Regions from separate parts of the Homo sapiens genome. Here region 2 is linked to region 1. The links are chromatin loops, found by intact Hi-C in ENCODE. Cell type or tissue: transverse colon. All regions are shown on one strand.

Region 1 (5,000 bases):
AGTGTGACAGGCACCAGGCATCGTGGACAGGGAGTGACTGAGGGAGTCACACAGGGCCTGGAGACCTCTGTGAAGGGCCAGGAGGAGGCGGGAGAAGGCAGTGAAGGTTTTAGATGGGAGTGACATGATCAGATGACTCCTTTAAGCCATGACCCTGGCTACCTTGGGGAGAAGCCAGGCCGGGACGAGGGGGTCAGGTCATGAGGCTACTGGAGTGGTCAGGGCACAGGTGCTGGTGGCTTAGGCTAACAGAGTGGGCCTAGTGGGATTAGAACTTGGCCAGACCTCCCAGAGCAGTAGGGCTTTATTTAGCCCATTAATTTTTCCCTAAGAGAAACACTGCCAGAGGAGATTCTAAGACAGACCATTCTCTGAATGTATTTATTCTTCTTGGGGCTACTGGGCCCAAGAAGTAAAAACTGAGAGGCAATTTGGAGACACCCGATGCAAAAGAGCCCACCACTTGTGGAGCACAATAGAATCTGATCGTCATTTCACAGGCCTTAGAGCTTCACTGCAGAGTTGGAGCGCAGGCACCAGCTCTAACCCAAACTCCTTGCCCTTTTCTTTGCACCCTGCTGCCTTTCACTGACATGGAGAATGAGGGAAAGAAAGGATGGGGTGTGGCTTCCCTGGGATCAGAGGCTTGCTTTTCTTTCTGGCTCCTCCTTGGCTGATGAATCCCATACCTGGGATTGGTCCCAGAATCCAGCTTCCATTTCTCCTGCACAGTGCATTGGCTCCTTCTCTGTTACTGTGGACTTGGTGTTGTCCTTCCGCCTCCAGCCAAGCCAGTTCTGTGAACAGCTTTTGGTGTTGAGGAGGAAGATTCCCAGGCCACCAACAGTAATGTCATCCCTTGGTTTGCCAGGGGAGCTTTTTTTTTTTTTTTTTTTTGAGATGGAGTCTTGCTCTTGTTGCCCAGGCTGGAGTGCAATGGCACAATCTAGGCTCACCGCAACCTCCGCCTCCCGGGTTCAAGCAATTCTCCTGCCTCAGTCTCCCGAGTAGCTGGGATTACAGGCATGCGCCACCATGCCTGGCTAATTTTGTATTTTTAGTAGAAATGGCGTTTCTCCATGTTGGTCAGGCTGGTCTCGAACTCCTGACCTCAGGTGATCCTCCCGCCTTGGCCTCCCAAAGTGCTGGGATTACAGGCATGAGCCACCACACCCGGCCTTTTTTTTTTTGAGATGGAGTCTCACTTTGTTGCCCAAGCTGGAGTCCAGAGTGGCATGATCTCTGCTCACTGCAACCTCCGCTTCCCAGATTCAAGCAATTCTCCTGCCTCAGCCTTCCGAATAGGTGGGATTACAGGCATGCACCACCACGCCCAGCTAATTTTTGTATTTTTAGTAGAGATGGGGTTTCGCCATGTTGGCCAGGCTGGTCTCGAACTCCTGGCCTCAAGTGATCCGCCCACCTTGGCCTTACAGCCACTGCGCCTGGCCCCAGGGGAGCATTTATTCACCACTCCCAGGAGAGCTCTGAACCACTGAAGGGGAGGAAGAAATCACCAGTGTGACTCTCAGCCTCCCTGGGGAGCTGCACCGTTCTTGGCACTGAAACTCCAGCCCCTCTCACTCACAAGTGTGGGGACTGAGGCTCAGAGGAGGGAAGGCACCCGGGGCTCAGCTGTTTCTTGTATGGAGTCCTTACCACCCTGGGCCAGGCTGGAGAGAAGACTTCCTGCAGTCACATGGGTAGTTTTATCACAGAATTCAGAGACCAGGACCCAGGACTTTCCACTTCCAGTCCACAGCCTTTCATTTTAGCCATGGTTCTGGGCCTAGCTGATTCAGATTCAGTGGGCTGGGGTAGATGGAGCCTGGGTGTCTGTACCTTTTGTAAGTTTCGCAGTAAATTCAGATTATAGCCAGGTTTAGCACTTGCTGTGAGGAATGTACTGCCTCTGTGTAAGCGGCAGTGGAATGTGGGAAGCCAGATCGGATTCTGGAGAATGATGACTTGACCAGAGCAGAAAGAGGGTCATGAACACAGGTGATCAAAGGTGGTCGTTTGTTCATGTGGGCCTGACAGGGAGCTGCTGGCAGGTCTAGGTGTGACTTGGAGGCCGCTGGGTACCTAAGCCTCTATTTCCTCCTTGCTGAGCTTTGGGAGCACCGTGGGCTGCAACTTCCTCCCTGGCAGATCCCAGTAGATCTGTGCGCAGCCAAGTGAGTGGGAAGGCACTCATACAGCAGGCCCAGGGCCAGCACCACCTGACCATTCCTGCTTACCTGTCAGCGCTCTGTTCTCAGATGTTTTCATCTGGTACTATCTAGCTCTCCAGTTTTCCCAAGGGGCAAGACTTGTGTTTTCCTCTGGTTACCCAAGAGGTCCCTGGCACCGTTCCTGCAGAGCACAGAGATGCTCAGTGGATGGTCAGTGAAGGAATGAGCTACAGAGGGGCTTGTTGGACAGGAACAGCTGTTATTTGTCAAGGCCCTTTTAAGTTGGGGACCCGGAGCCTCCCTGGGCGTGTGCTCCTTTGTCCGCTTGGCCTTCCTGATGGAGGCCAAGCAGCTGTTGGTCTGTTTCCACAGACACTCGGTCAAGGCACTGAGAAGGGAGGATACTCATTAGGTAACCCGGGAGGCTGGAATTTCCATCTGTGCTCTGGCCATTGTCCACACACCCCCTCAGCCCCCATTCTGCAGGAAGAAAACAGTATGATAATCAAGAAATTATTTCTCTTTGGCTCTGAATCGATTTGCCTACAAACAGATTCATCTTCCTTACTTTGTCTCATTAGTCTAAAGGTAAATTAATTTTTCATTCCTTGAGTACATTAAAGGCAGGGGTCTAGACTAGGGGTTAGGAGCCCTGAACTGCATCCAGCCTTTGATAATAGCTGCTGGTGGGAAGTCCCCTCCCTTCTCTGGTCCTCAGTCTCCACTGCTGTAAAAGAAGAGTTAGAATTTATCCTGAGCGCTGTTACACATCAGAACTGCCTGGGTGGGCAGATCACCTGAGGTCAGGAGTTTGAGCCAGCCTGGCCAACATGGTGAAACCTCGTCTCTACTAAAAATACAAAAAAATCAGCCAGGCATGGTGGTGCATACCTGTAATCCTAGCTACTCGGGAGGCTGAGGCAGGACAATCTCTTGAACCCAGGAGGCAGAGATTGCAGTGGGCCCAGATTGCACCGCTGCACGCCACCCTGGGGGACAGAGAGAGACTCTTGTCTCAAGAAAAGAAAAGAAAAGAAAAAAAGGCCAGGCATGGTGGCTCACGCCTGTAATCCCAGCACTTTGGGAGGCCGAGGTGGGTGGATCACCTGAAGTCAGGAGTTTGAGACCAGCCTGACCAACATGGTGAAACCCCATCTCTACTAAAAATACAAAAAAATTAGCCAGGCATGGTGGTGGGCACCTGTAATCCCAGCTATTCGGGAGTTTGAGGCAGGAGAATGGCGTGAACCCGGGAGGCAGAGCTTGCAGTGAGCCGAGATCACACCACTGCACTCCAGCCTGGGCAACAGAGTGAGACTCTGTCTCAAAAAAAAAAAAAAAAAGCTCTTGAAGCTTGGCGTGGTGGTTTACGCCTGTAATCCCAGTACTTTGGGAGGCTGAGGTGGGTGGATCACCTGAGGTCAGGAGTTCGAGACCAGCCATGGCCAACCTGGCAAAACCCCATGTCTACTAAAAATACAAAAATTAGCTGGGCATGGTGACGGCTGCATGTAATCCCAACTACTTGGGAGTCTGAGGCAGGAGAATCGCTTGAACCTGAGAGGCGGAGGTTGCAGTGAGCTGAGATGCGCCATTGCACTCCAGCCTGGGCAACGACAAGAGTGAAATTCCATCTAAAAAAAAAAAAATTCTTTCTAGATTTTCTATTTCAAAGCTTCAGCTGAGTGGCTGACATTTTGTTTGTTTGTTTTGTTTGTTTGTTTTTACAACTGAACCCTGTCCTTTTTGTGACCTAGAGGGAGATCACCAGCCTCAGAGAGATGGAGGAGAAATTATTATTTTTTTTAATAGAGAGAGAGCCTTGCTGTATTGCCCAGGCTGGCCTCGAACTCCTGGTCTCAAGCAATCCTCCTGCCTCAACCTCCCAAAGCACTGGGATTACAGGCGTGAACACCGTGCGTGGCCTAGAAATGATTGTTAAATAGTTGATTAATGTAGCTAGGTCTCTCCATTTGGATGATGACTCCGTGGTGGATAGTTTCCTCTCTCCACCTCTGGCTTTCCGGGGTGAGAATGAGCAGTGGCAGATTTCAATTTCTAGGTTGGTCCCCTGCTGCCCCAAGCCAGGCACCAACTCAGCCACATCCAAGCAGCTGCCTCCCCTGTCATTTGGTGTGTCCTCACGGGAGGCAAACTCATTTCAGTGTAAGCTCAAGCAAAGTGTAATTAGGACAGTAAATCTGCTGCTTAACGGCAACAAAAAAAGTCCTATGGCAGATTTTACAGTCCTGGAGAAGTGATTTGAGGCTGAAGGAAGGGTGGGAGAGACCTGGCCTTTGATTTAATTGCTTCCAGCCTGGGAACAAAGTCCAAGACATGGTAACCTCATTTACTCCAGAAAATGCACCATGACTCCTTAAAAGTTTATGGTGTGATAGTCTGAGGTTGGAGGAATAGGGACATGATTTCATGAAAGTCTTTTTTTTTTTCCTTTCTATGCCTTGCAGTGGAACTGTAACTCCTACTTTTCACCCTGTATCACTATCCTCACTTCCATTTTTGGGATATTTACCATTTATCAAGCAACATACCATGGACTGCAGATGCATTTTCTTTTTCTTTTTTTTTTTCTCTGAGACGGAGTCTCGCTCTGTCACCCAGGCTGGGGTGCAGGGGCGCAATCTCCGCTCACTGCAACCTCCGCCTCCTGGGTTCAAGCGATTCTCCTGCCTCAGCCTCCCGAGTAGCTGGGACTGCAGGCGCCCGCCACCAGGCCTGGCTAATTTTTTGTATTTTTAGTAGAGACGGGGTTTTACCATGTTAGCCAGGATGGTCTCGATCTCCTCACCTCATGATCTGCCTGCC
Region 2 (5,000 bases), 1.0 Mb before region 1:
GATAAAATATAAAAATGAGTATAAATAAAGATGAACAGCTCATGTGTTAACCTTTAATTCAGTTTTTTTTAACCTTCTACTGACTAATAACCCTTACCTCCAGCAGCAGCAACAGCTTCACATTCATTGAAACATTTGTCTAGGAGATGATGAGATTGGTATAACACTAACAAATATTTGGGGAAAGTAGTTGGAAATTGATCTTTAAAAAAGTTCTTAGGAACCGGTTATGGGAAAATTTGAATAATAAAATGATTTTTGGCATGCTTTGTACAGGAAGCAGGAAGACAGTTTGGGCCCTTAAGTAGGGAATATCTGTTGAATACAACGTTTTGAGAAGGCAGTGGTGTACAAGATAACTGTCTTTTGCAAATAGTTTTTATTTGGATGTGATAAAGTTTGTAAGGTATATCTTATGCTTTTGATTTAGGGAAGAAAATATTTTGAAGCAGAAGTTCTTTAACCAGAGAAACCTCATTTTAAAGGCTAGGGTTAATGTTTCTTGCTTACTAGTTAATGGCCTTTCTCTTGTTTCTGAGGAGACTCCAATTCTTTTTTTTTTTTTTTTTTTTTTTTTTTAATTTTTAAAATTTTGAGGTGGAGTTTCGCTCTCGTTGCCCAGACTGGAGTGCAATGGCACAGTCTTGGCTCACTGCAACCTACACCTCCCAGGTTCAAGCGATTCTCCTGCCTCAGCCTCCCAAGTAGCTGGGATTACAGGGGCTCACCACCACGCCCAGCTATTTTTTGTATTTTTACTGGAGACGTTGTTTCACTGTGTCGGCCAGGCTGGTCTCGCACTCCTAACCTCAACCTCCCCAAGTGCTAGGATTACAGGTGTGATCTACCACACCCAGCCTCCAATTCATTTTTGTTGTTGTTGTTGTTGTTGTTGGAGATAGAGCCTTGGTCTGTCGCCCAGGCTGGTGTGCAATGGTGTGATCTTGGCTCATTGCAACCTCTGCCTCCTGAGTTCAAGCGATTCTCCTTCTTCAGCCTTCCGAGTAGCTGGGACTATGGGCATGTGCCACGACGCCTGGGCAATTTTTGTATTTTTAGTAAAGATGGGGTTTCACCATGTTGGCCAGGCTGATCTTGAACTCCTGACGACCTCAGGTGATCCACCCGCCTCAGCTTCCCAAAGTGCTGGGATTACAGGTGTGAGCCGCCATTCCGGGACCCTCCAATTCATTTTTGATACGGGCTAAGTGTAGTCATATTCCAGAATAGGGAGGCAGTGCTTCTTTTGCTTCAAGAGAAAAAGAGATACATACTTCTTTTTTAAAAACTGAAATAAAATTCCATTTTTCTTTCTTAATGTTTTCCCCTTTTCTGCAGCTTGTATTTCATATTGGTTTTTTAGTTACAAGGACCCCAGGGATGGATCATCTGGTTTAGTGGCTCATAAGAGTCTGTCGTATGGCCTAGAGAGCTAAGACTAATAGTCACAATCCCTAGTCCCCCAAATCTATACTTTAGGATGTTCTTTGAGCCCAAACTAATCAAGTCTAGTGTTTTTCAACTTTACAAGTTTAGGACTTACCAGGGGAGCTTTTAAAGAATAGTAGAATATCCACCTCTGGGCATGGTGGTAGGCACCTGTCATCCCAGCTACTCCAGAGGCTGAGGTGGGAGGATTGCTGGAGCCCAGGAGTTTGAGATCAGCCTCGGTAACATAGTGGGGTTGGCGGGGTGGGGGAGGAGAGAGACACCCACCTCCATGTACCCACCATGTCCTGCCTCCCTTCCCCCATAAAAAGGTAGACTACCTGGCCCCACCCCCAGAGGTACTGAGTAGATGTTGGACCTAAGCCAGTATAGTTTGATAAGGTTCCCCAGGTGATTCTGATAATAAATTTCCATTAAGAGCTTCTTAATCTAGTTAGATCTCTATTTTTTAGACCAGAGAAAGAGATTGGGAACCCTGATCACTTGCATCCCAGTCTTTCGGTTATATAGTGTCATAGCCTTATTTTTGTCACCTCTTCTGGTATACATGGTGGGATTCATATGTAGTATTTTGTTTTTTTAATAATAAGATACCTTCTGCCTTTACCCATCCTGGCTCATTATATGTACAATGGGGAGGACTTGTGGGTTCATTTTTAATTTCTTTTTATGTAAATTGTTTCCTGGAATGAATTTCCAAAGGTCTGAATTTGAAATTGTCAAGCAGGAACTTAATCTGAAGTAATATTTATGCTTATGAAAAAAGCAGGTTCCTTTGGGCCAGCTTTTAAGAAGCTCTTGGTTTCTCATAAATTGTAGGGGACTGTTCCACATTTGTTTCATTCAGTTTTGTTTGTGCAGGTATAGTTGGTGGAGTACATGATTAAGAATAGTAGCATTTTCAGCTTAGTAAGTCATAAACTGCATTTGTTGGCTACAAAAACTGCATTGCTGCTGTTAATCTAGTGGAGTCTAGTAATATGGTATAAATGCCATAATCTGGTAAAGATTTCATATCTGAAAGATATGAATAAAGATGCTAAATGGCTGATGAGCCATGTAGGTCAGAGCAGTCAAGTGGCAGAGAGGGGAGCCTGGGTCTGCTGCTTGTTGAAATAGCTCTTTGGGAAAACAAAGCTGCTGCTGCTGTAGTTTGTTTCTGAACCATAGGGTGAGGAAGAGGGGGCCTCTAGTACACCAACAGTCCTTTTGAGACTTAACTCCTAAATTAAATTTGAAGTTTATACTGCTCACTTATGCTATTTTTCTCCTCTCTATCCTGCAGGGGTTGATAGTTCTTGGGGAGGTACCTCCCCCAGAGCATACAACAGACTTATTTCTTCCACTTAGTTCTGAGGTGAAGACAGATCATGGGACTGATAAATTGGTAAGTATAAAAGATAGAAAGGGGGAAATGCGTGAGAATTAAGGGTGTTGTCTTGGCACACCGTTTTTTCTCTGTAACTAGGATCCTTGCATTGGCTGAAGAAGGGGAACTGTATCTACTTTTATCACTTTTGGTGTTTTAAGATCTGAATTCCTGAATAGGGAATCTAGGGCCCATCCTGCAGCTGTGTAGCTGACCATAGGATTAAAAGCAGCTCCAATTCTCAAAACACTACAGCCAGAGCAAGTAAGGCTTTAGGGAGTATCATTGGGAATCAGGAGACCTGGGTGTGGCTCTGACACCTGAGACATAAGGTCACCTTTCTGGGCCACTCTAATATATTATAGCCTTTTCATTAAAAGGTTAGACTAGAGGTTAAATTCACAAGAACACTGAAAATGGTCTCTGTGGGTGATTCACTGTTATTCTATAATGAGCATTAAACTGTCATTTTCTGTTTCCTTCTGTATCCTAGCTCTACTGTGATTCCTTCTCTTTCCTGGTTTCTCTCAATACCATAGTTAATTTTCTTTCTGAATTCCAAGAGCACTTGTTCTTTTCACTTTTTTACTTTGCCTAAAAGGTTACTGGGTTTTATGAATATTCATATTTCTTGATTTAAGTCTCCATAACTTAATTAGAAATTCCAAAGTCCCACAACCGTAGTTTATTATTTTGATTATGCTTCAGATAATAAAGCTAGTGTGAAGTGATGGCTTTTTAAATGGTGAGTTAAGCAAGCTGTTCTTGTATCCGCAAATAAACCAACCTTATAGTTCTTTTATTTATTTTAATCATTGTTAGCAGGAACGCATGATGTGGTGGAAACTAAATTTTCTCTGAGGCAGATATTGGAGATGTTTAGATCTTGGAAAGATCTCTCACCTAATTTTGAAAGCCAGCCACTGTTGCTAGAGATAAATGTGAAGACACTAGAAGATTGATAGTTCTTAACTGGAAAGTAGTTTTGAATAAATTAAAGAGCAGAATGCCAAGTTTTGCCACTATTTAAGTCTATAATATAAGTTCATTGCATGCTGTTTACAGATCTTTTTTAAGTTATTAATGAAACTTTTAGTGAATGGTCTAATCAGGGTAAAAATTGTTAAGTGAGAAAGGAAACATAGATACATTGGTGGTATGGGTACAGGAAACATGAAACATGAGGCATATGTGATAGGGGAGTAAGTTCTATGTAGATACTTATATATTTGTATATAGAATTTAGGGATTCCAAACTTTTTTGAGTAATCTCCCTGTAGTCATGTTTTCTCTTACCTCAGCACTTCTGAAGGACAGGGCATAACAGTCCTCCATTGTGTTACTAATCCTCATTGTCTTAAAAAATCCACAGTGATTGTGAGACAGTTTATACAGATTCACTTGTACACACACACTCTTTAGGAGCTTGGTCCTTTCCCTACCCTTCATTCATTTACTTGTGTGTTAAATTGTAAGATTCCTGTGTGTGTATTAAATTGTAAGATTCTTGAAGGTCAAGACCATCTTTCCCTTTGTGTTGGCCATACTAGTTTCAACATTGTGCAATAGAATGCTTTTTGGATTGAGTAAAATAAATAATGAAAACAACTAAGTATACACTGTCACTATTTTGTCAAGGAGAGATTACCCCTTCCCTGTTTTCGTGAATTATCTACCCTTTATGAATATATCCATGCTTTCTGAAAAGCGTTCAGAAAGTATTAAGAGAAGACAGGGGTTGGGGGGTGGGGTGGGGGGAGCAGGGACAATACATTTCCATTGTTTATTATTAGTAGAATGGGCGCAGAGCATATGTTTCTTAAAAGCTATTGACTTAAATTTTTAAAATGCCAAATATTTGCAAAGCTGTGCGTATGTCAATTGCCAGGCAAAGTTTTTCTGTATAAGAAGGCAGTATTTAACTTTGCTTGTTTGTTCCCCAGGTTTTTTTGTTTTGTTTTGTTTTAAATTTTAGGAAAGTGACTTTTCTCAGTTTTGCTTAAAAAAAAAAATTAGGTTGCCCGGGACAGAGGGCAACTGTAGGTTTTCATACCCACATGTAACCAGCCTGTTTTCCATTTTGTTAATTTTTTCCCCAAATGGAGGTAGGTGTATTTATTCCTTTTTTTTTTTTTTTTTTTTTTTTAAGACAGGCTCTTGCTCTGTCACCCAGGCTGGAGTG

The links. Hi-C counts contacts between places; a loop is a spot of excess contacts. Peaks named below come from ENCODE experiments on the same cell type or tissue, not always from the same donor. Only the 100,000 strongest peaks of a DNase experiment are listed, where the experiment ranks them.
Region 2: it touches region 1 in a loop (24-fold over the local background); 1 of 110 quality-filtered maps calls a loop at or near these places.

What each region holds. Positions count from the first base shown.
Region 1 is chr17:45,036,285-45,041,284 of GRCh38, reverse strand. The region is part of intron 1 of DCAKD (dephospho-CoA kinase domain containing); the gene reads left to right. Among named protein-coding and RNA genes, the nearest start is that of DCAKD, 13 kb to the left of the region's middle. RefSeq lists enhancers at 1-595, 596-1,230, 4,740-5,000. In transverse colon, no CTCF peak of the experiment used is centred here; DNase peaks (open chromatin) are centred at 2,244 and 4,367; H3K27ac peaks cover 1,687 bases.
Region 2 is chr17:46,080,277-46,085,276 of GRCh38, reverse strand. It overlaps KANSL1 (KAT8 regulatory NSL complex subunit 1), which reads left to right. Exons shown (of 15, transcript NM_015443.4): 4 at 2,735-2,836. Among named protein-coding and RNA genes, the nearest start is that of STH, 84 kb to the right of the region's middle. In transverse colon, no CTCF peak of the experiment used is centred here; no DNase peak of the experiment used is centred here.